2 separate regions of the Mus musculus genome follow, and region 1 is linked to region 2. Evidence: chromatin loops called from intact Hi-C (ENCODE). Cell type or tissue: gastrocnemius. All regions are shown on one strand. Links, peaks and the distances in the headings refer to the core of each region. The heading gives the core; the rest is flanking DNA.

Region 1 (2,911 bases), core at 142-2,641, 58 kb before region 2:
CATAGTTTGGACTTGGGGGTGGTATGTTTGTTTCATTTTGCAGTGTTGTTTCAAGTTCTGAGTCTTGTGTGTTCTGGGTAAGCTCTGTTCACATGTGTCTTCCCATTAAGGGCCTTTGCCGCACTGCCTGTGCCTGTATGCCTTCACTTTTACATTCTTCCGTTGCTGCCTAGTTGTCTTCGTTATTTTTCCACTGCTGTGAGAGAACACCACAAGTACAGCAACTTCCAGAATAAAGAGTTTATTTGAGCTTATGATTTCCCGAGGATAAGACGTGGCAGGAAGTGGCAGGCATGGTGACTGGCAAGTATGCCCACAGTCAGGTACTTCTTCCAACGAGGCCATCCCTCCCAAACCTGCCCCAAGTGGGGACCAAGAGTTCAAATGCCTAATACTATGGAGAACATTTGTTATTTATACTGCTCTGGGGTTCTGCTTCATCTTTCTTCTTCCTGAGTTAGGCTCACTCACACCCCACCTTTTGGTCTTTGGTATTTATGGAGACTGGTCTTGCACAGGCAACAGCGTTGAGATGTTAAGGGTTTAGTAGCTGGACTTGGTAGCTCTTCCCGGGACTCTGGAAGGTGAACAGCAGCATCTCATAGTCAGCTGGAGTCACAGAGGAAGACTTGACTCAGAAACAGAACTAAGAACTGAAGAGACGGCTTGTGGTTAGAAGTGCTCACTGCTCTTCCAGAGGACCGAGTCCAGGCCAACACCCATTTGTGGGAGTTCGTGCTCTCCTCCCACTCTGTGAGCTCTAGGTATCCACCTCAGGTCGGCATGCTTCAAGCTGAGCACCCTCGCCTTTTTAATTACTTTAATTCCTGGGAGAGGCAGAAATGATGCTGCATCCCGGATTGATCCTCTGACAGATTGGAGGAAGAAAGAGCAAGACCAGTGTTAGTCTCTCCCTGTCTTGTTTCTTTCCTTCTTTCTCTACCCTCCCTCTCTGTGTCTCTCATCTGACATTTGAGAACTGTCCTCCCTTGCTCTCACTGTCTGGGAAGCAGTGTGAAGACAGAAGCAGGGCCTGAGCGTGTTTCTGCTGGAGGAACATGTCACTCAGTACTGACTCAGACAGAAGAACCTCAGGAGGGAGGGCTGAGTGACCCTAACAGGGTCTAAAACAAGGACAACGCCAGACACAAGTTAGGGGCTGCAGAGGACACTGGGGATCAGAAGAGGCGTCGTGGATTCTGACAAGGGCTGTCTGGTCTGGAACTTGTAAGGCTGATTGAGACTTCCTCAATATGGTGTATGTGGCTAGAGCCGGGTGTGGGTGTGAACATTAGTGCAGGGCTGCATTCCAGCTCTGCCTCTTGAGAGGGTACTTGACACCTTCCTGGGAAGCCAAGGTGTTTCCTGGGGTCACCTACACAGCTTCACCTTGTCCTGAGTGTGCCCAGTCAGGAGACTGCTCTGCCTGTTGTTGCAAGCCTCCCACCCTAGGGGGCAGACCTAGATCATCCTTATCCTGCCTGCAGGGGGAACAAAATGAAAGGGGAGGAGAATGGAGAAGACACTGCCAACTGTCAGGCACAGGACCTCACAAGACAAGCATCCTTGTGCATGTGATACACATGCAAGCTTATAGGCACCCAAACCGACCGAGTAGGGCACCAGTATTGGCCTACACCAAAGGTCTTAGGTGTTGTTGGAGATCATGACATTGAGTGAGGCAGCAGACTGCCCTGTCTTGCTCAAAATGACTGAGTTCCCTATGCCCTGTTTTGGAATAGTTTGAGATCACACCCCACTGGAGTGTTTTCTAGCCAGCCCCTGCCCCTTGGGGTAGAGGCTTCAACTAAGGTGTGGAGGCCAACTAGGTACCCTAAAGGTAGGGAGTAGACAGGACCTTGGTCTGCCTGTTCTCCAGTAAAGAGATCCAGAATTAGACCTGTTGCACTCACATAGACTCACAAAAATTTATGTAAATAAAAACAATACATTAAATTTTTTGTGTTACATTTATATATTTTATTTTATGTGAAAATGTTTTGTCCGGAATACATGTATGTGTACCAAGGGTGTGCTTGGCTCCTGAAGAAGTCACAAAACGGCGTCAAGTCTCCTGGGACTGGAGTTATGGATGGCCGTGTGGTGCTAGGAACTGAGCCTTAGTCCTCCCCAGAGCAAGAAGTGCTTTGCTTTTTAAAAAGATTTATTGATTTATTTTATGTATAAAGAATACACCATTGCTTTGGTGACACACCAGAAGAGGGCATCAGATCCCATTACAGATGGTTGTGAGCCCCCATGTGGTTGCTGCAAGAAGGGCTAATAGCTAGACCATTTCTCCGACCCAATAACAAACATTTTTAAGTTCTGTCCCGATGACTCAGTGAGTAAAAGCACTTGCTGCCAAGTCTGTTGAGCCTGCATTCAGTTCCTGGACCCCACATGCTGGGAGACAACTGACTCCTCTACGTTGTCTTCTCTGCCTGTGTTCTTCCCAAGGCTGACCTAGTTGTCTTGGAGAACACACTCTGAGCTGTTGGTCTGGAAAGGCTGTGTGTGTGTGTGTGTGTGTGTGTGTGTGTTGGCTGATGAAGACTCTACCTGCACTGAGGAGCTCTTCTGTCTCCAGTTCTGCCCTCCCATGAGTTGCTTTCCAGACCGAGGTCTACGTTGTAGGAAGGTACCAGAAGTATCCTGGTCACATGTAAGAATCAGCCTGGTGGCTCTTCTGAGGCCCTGCACAACCTCTGGCAGAGTCAGGGTGAGAGCAGGGGTGACCTTGTAGGTCATGTGACTCAGTTACTGACTACATCTTCACGCAGCACTCAGGGTTATCCCATCCTCACTGAGCTGCCTCATAGAGCAGCCTGCCCCATTGTCCTTCAGCTGCTTCCAGCTCCTCAGCGTGCCAGCCAGAGTGCCACCTTCACACCTACGAAAGGAGACAGTC
Region 2 (2,911 bases), core at 239-2,738:
CTCACAAACTTCACTTACAATCCTATATTATTTGAGTTCATAATTCAAAAGCTACATCTAGCCAGGCAGTGATGATGCACCACACCTTTAGTCCCAGCATTTGGGAGGCAGAAGCAGGCAGATTTCTGAGTTCCAGGCCAACCTGGTCTACAGAGTGAGTTCCAGGAAGGCCAGGACTACATAAAACCAACCTGTCTCAAAAACCAAACAAACAAAGGAACAACCCATACCCTTCTATTCCCACATCTATATCAACACAATGTACCATGTTTTTCTGAGATATCTATGATGCTCTGGAGTGCCTGGTCACCCTTTCAGTCACATTTCCCAGGAGTAGGAGCAGGAGTGATTTCCTCCTTCAATGGAACTGGTGTTTCCTATTTACTTTGACAAGTTGGCCTTAATTCCCTGGTATTAATCCCCAGATGCTTAGCATGGCAAAGAGGCTCTGCAGAGGGCAGATGAAGACAAGCTTAGGAGTTAGGGATGGTCCTGGATCTTCACAAGAGAATCTTTGTGAGGAGGAAGCAGGCAGGCTGGGACTTGAGATGCTTCAATGGAAGTAGATAGGAGAGATGCTGTTACAGGCTTTGTAATGCACAGAGAAAGGGTCTGAGACATTGGATGGGGGAAAAGGTCCTTCCTCAGGGAAGACAACAACCAAGTAGGGATAAGCCCACCCACACCAGAGTAGTTCTGAAAAGAGAGAGAGAGGGCACCAGGCTGAGCCTCCCAAAGACCCTTCAGTCCCTTCCAGCTAGGGCTAAAGACTGCTATCTCGGGAGAGTCTGATGATACCCAACCGTCAGTCCAACTGCCATGCTCAGAACATAAGAGAATAAGGAATTTGTGTTACACCAGTAGGTCTATGGTAATTTGTTACAGCTCTCCTAGAAGATGGACAGAGTGATTTAACTGTGAGCACGAGTGCTCACATCACTACACGCGTCACAGCTCTTGTTCCGCAGGGGAGAGGGGATGCTTTGGGGCACTTTGGGGTTGCTCTTGTGTCCCTCCTCAGAGGTAAACTGCTCATATATAAAATGTTGTGTCCTGGGGACACGGACATCTGCCTCAGTTCCCACTTGCAACCTGGACCAAGCCAACCTACCAGGACCAGGATCCAGGATCCAGGCTTCACTGGGGGAAAAAAAATCCTCATCTGCAAACCCAATGCTAGTTGGTATATATCCTTGCCTGAGGCTCCGCCTCTGTGACTTGTCCCTCCCCACCACTTTCCTCACCACCACCCCCCACCCCCCGCCCATGACCACAGCCCCTCCCCCTGGAGGATCTGCCTTACAAAGATCCTTGCTTGGGTTGGGGTGGGGAGTTGTTCACCTTCCATAGGGTTCAGGCCCTACCAAGATCTGCCCCTACAAATGGCTGAGCTCCATTAGGCTCTGCCCCTCGCTCACAAGAATCTGTCCTATGCCAGAGCTCCTTCACCCTACACTGCCCTACAGCCCGCCCTTCCGATGTTCCTCACCTTGTGACAGTCGGAGAGCCGAGATTACTAAAGTCTGGAGATGGAAAGGGAGTGTGTACGTGTGTGTGTGTGTGTGTGTTTTCTTCCTCTAGTGCCGAGGCCACTCCTCCGCTCCCTCAGAGCGGCAGGAAGTGTACACTTGCCAGCCGCGTGCTGGTTGTCAGGGACAAAGAGGACCTCTTCGGTGGCTACGGGTCCTCTTGTGCCCCCAGGCGGCCAGTTGTCCCAGAGAAGCACCAGGTCCCTTAGAAGTTGAACCTGGGGTCCAGGTTTCATCTCCCTCTAGGGAGCTGGATACATATTGCAGTGTGTCTGCGCTGCTCCAGTGAGTCTCAGGGGCAGGAAACTGGTGGCCCATGCTTCCTGTTGGGACTTTAGTTTTTCCCTGTGGATAAACATTCTTTTCTTTAGTTTGTTCCTGGTTCTGAGAGTTCACACCCCGCGGCAAAATATATACTTTAAAACAGAATTGTTCTGAGATTTCAAAGTCAAGGCCAGCAGTCACCTCTCACCCCACCTCCACCCCCGAGTATAACAGTAAATCCTGGGTACACTCCACTAGGAAGTTTAAAAAGCACACAAAATTAAAAGCCGCAACTGCTGTATGATGATAAGGACTCTTGTGGCATATTTCACATCCAAAAGAAGATTCTTGCTTATGTCAAACACCTGAGGCTCCAAAACCTGACTTTACACTTAATGTAACATCCGCATTATGTTCCTCTGGCCTTCCCATTTCTACAGGCCGTGTGAAATTCCATCGCACAACTGGGATTCTTGGCTCACTCTCCCTAGACAGTCTGACCTTGTCCTTGATGTTTGATAAACCAGGCGGAAGGAAGCACGCATCATGGATGGGGAGGGGGTTGTCTGCCAGGACTCTACACTGCTGCAGACACTGGACTCTTTGATCTGGAAAAGACCACGAGTTCGCTGCCCTTTTCAGTCCCAGGAGAGATAAAGGGTTAGCAGTCACATTTCTACCAGTCTGAGGGGAAACAGACACAAAGAGAGAAACAACTGGCCTTCACAACGTGAATAGGTGGAGAAGTGGAAGCCTGGGTAACCTGCAGAGACCCCAGGAGCCCGGTAGAGGGTGAGCTGGTAGGAGGAGCCAGGTAGAGGGTGGTGCTGGTAGGAGGAGCCAGGTAGAGAGCCGGGGTTGGTGGGAGGAGCCAGGTAGAGGGCTGGGGTTGGTGGGAGGAGCCAGCAGCTCTGCTCTCGAAGTGGTCCTATAGGGCTCTATCCTGACACCCAAAGGGAAACTATCACATCTGGGGCATTCTTCCTCCCTGCTGAGAGGTCGCAAGGACAGTGACAACGGCATTATGCCACCTATTTCCAGTCATTCCCAGGCTTTTCTCCTGCGCAGCCCTTCTGCAGTCATTGTTCTGAGGGAGCCCTTGATCCCACTGATGGAAT

What was found. A loop is a pair of places that touch in the nucleus more often than their neighbours do. Peaks named below come from ENCODE experiments on the same cell type or tissue, not always from the same donor. Only the 100,000 strongest peaks of a DNase experiment are listed, where the experiment ranks them.
Region 1: it touches region 2 in a loop (8-fold over the local background); 16 of 42 quality-filtered maps call a loop at or near these places.

The regions. Positions count from the first base shown.
Region 1 is chr1:93,725,711-93,728,621 of GRCm38, reverse strand. All of the region lies in intron 2 of Thap4 (THAP domain containing 4), which reads left to right. Among named protein-coding and RNA genes, the nearest start is that of Thap4, 28 kb to the left of the region's middle. In gastrocnemius, for the core only: CTCF peaks have their summits at 1,446 (motif pointing right) and 2,250 (motif pointing right); DNase peaks (open chromatin) are centred at 1,459 and 2,337; H3K27ac peaks cover 246 bases.
Region 2 is chr1:93,667,663-93,670,573 of GRCm38, reverse strand. No RefSeq gene overlaps it. Among named protein-coding and RNA genes, the nearest start is that of Bok, 16 kb to the left of the region's middle. In gastrocnemius, for the core only: a CTCF peak has its summit at 1,715 (motif pointing left); DNase peaks (open chromatin) are centred at 1,658 and 2,572; H3K4me3 peaks cover 895 bases; H3K27ac peaks cover 612 bases.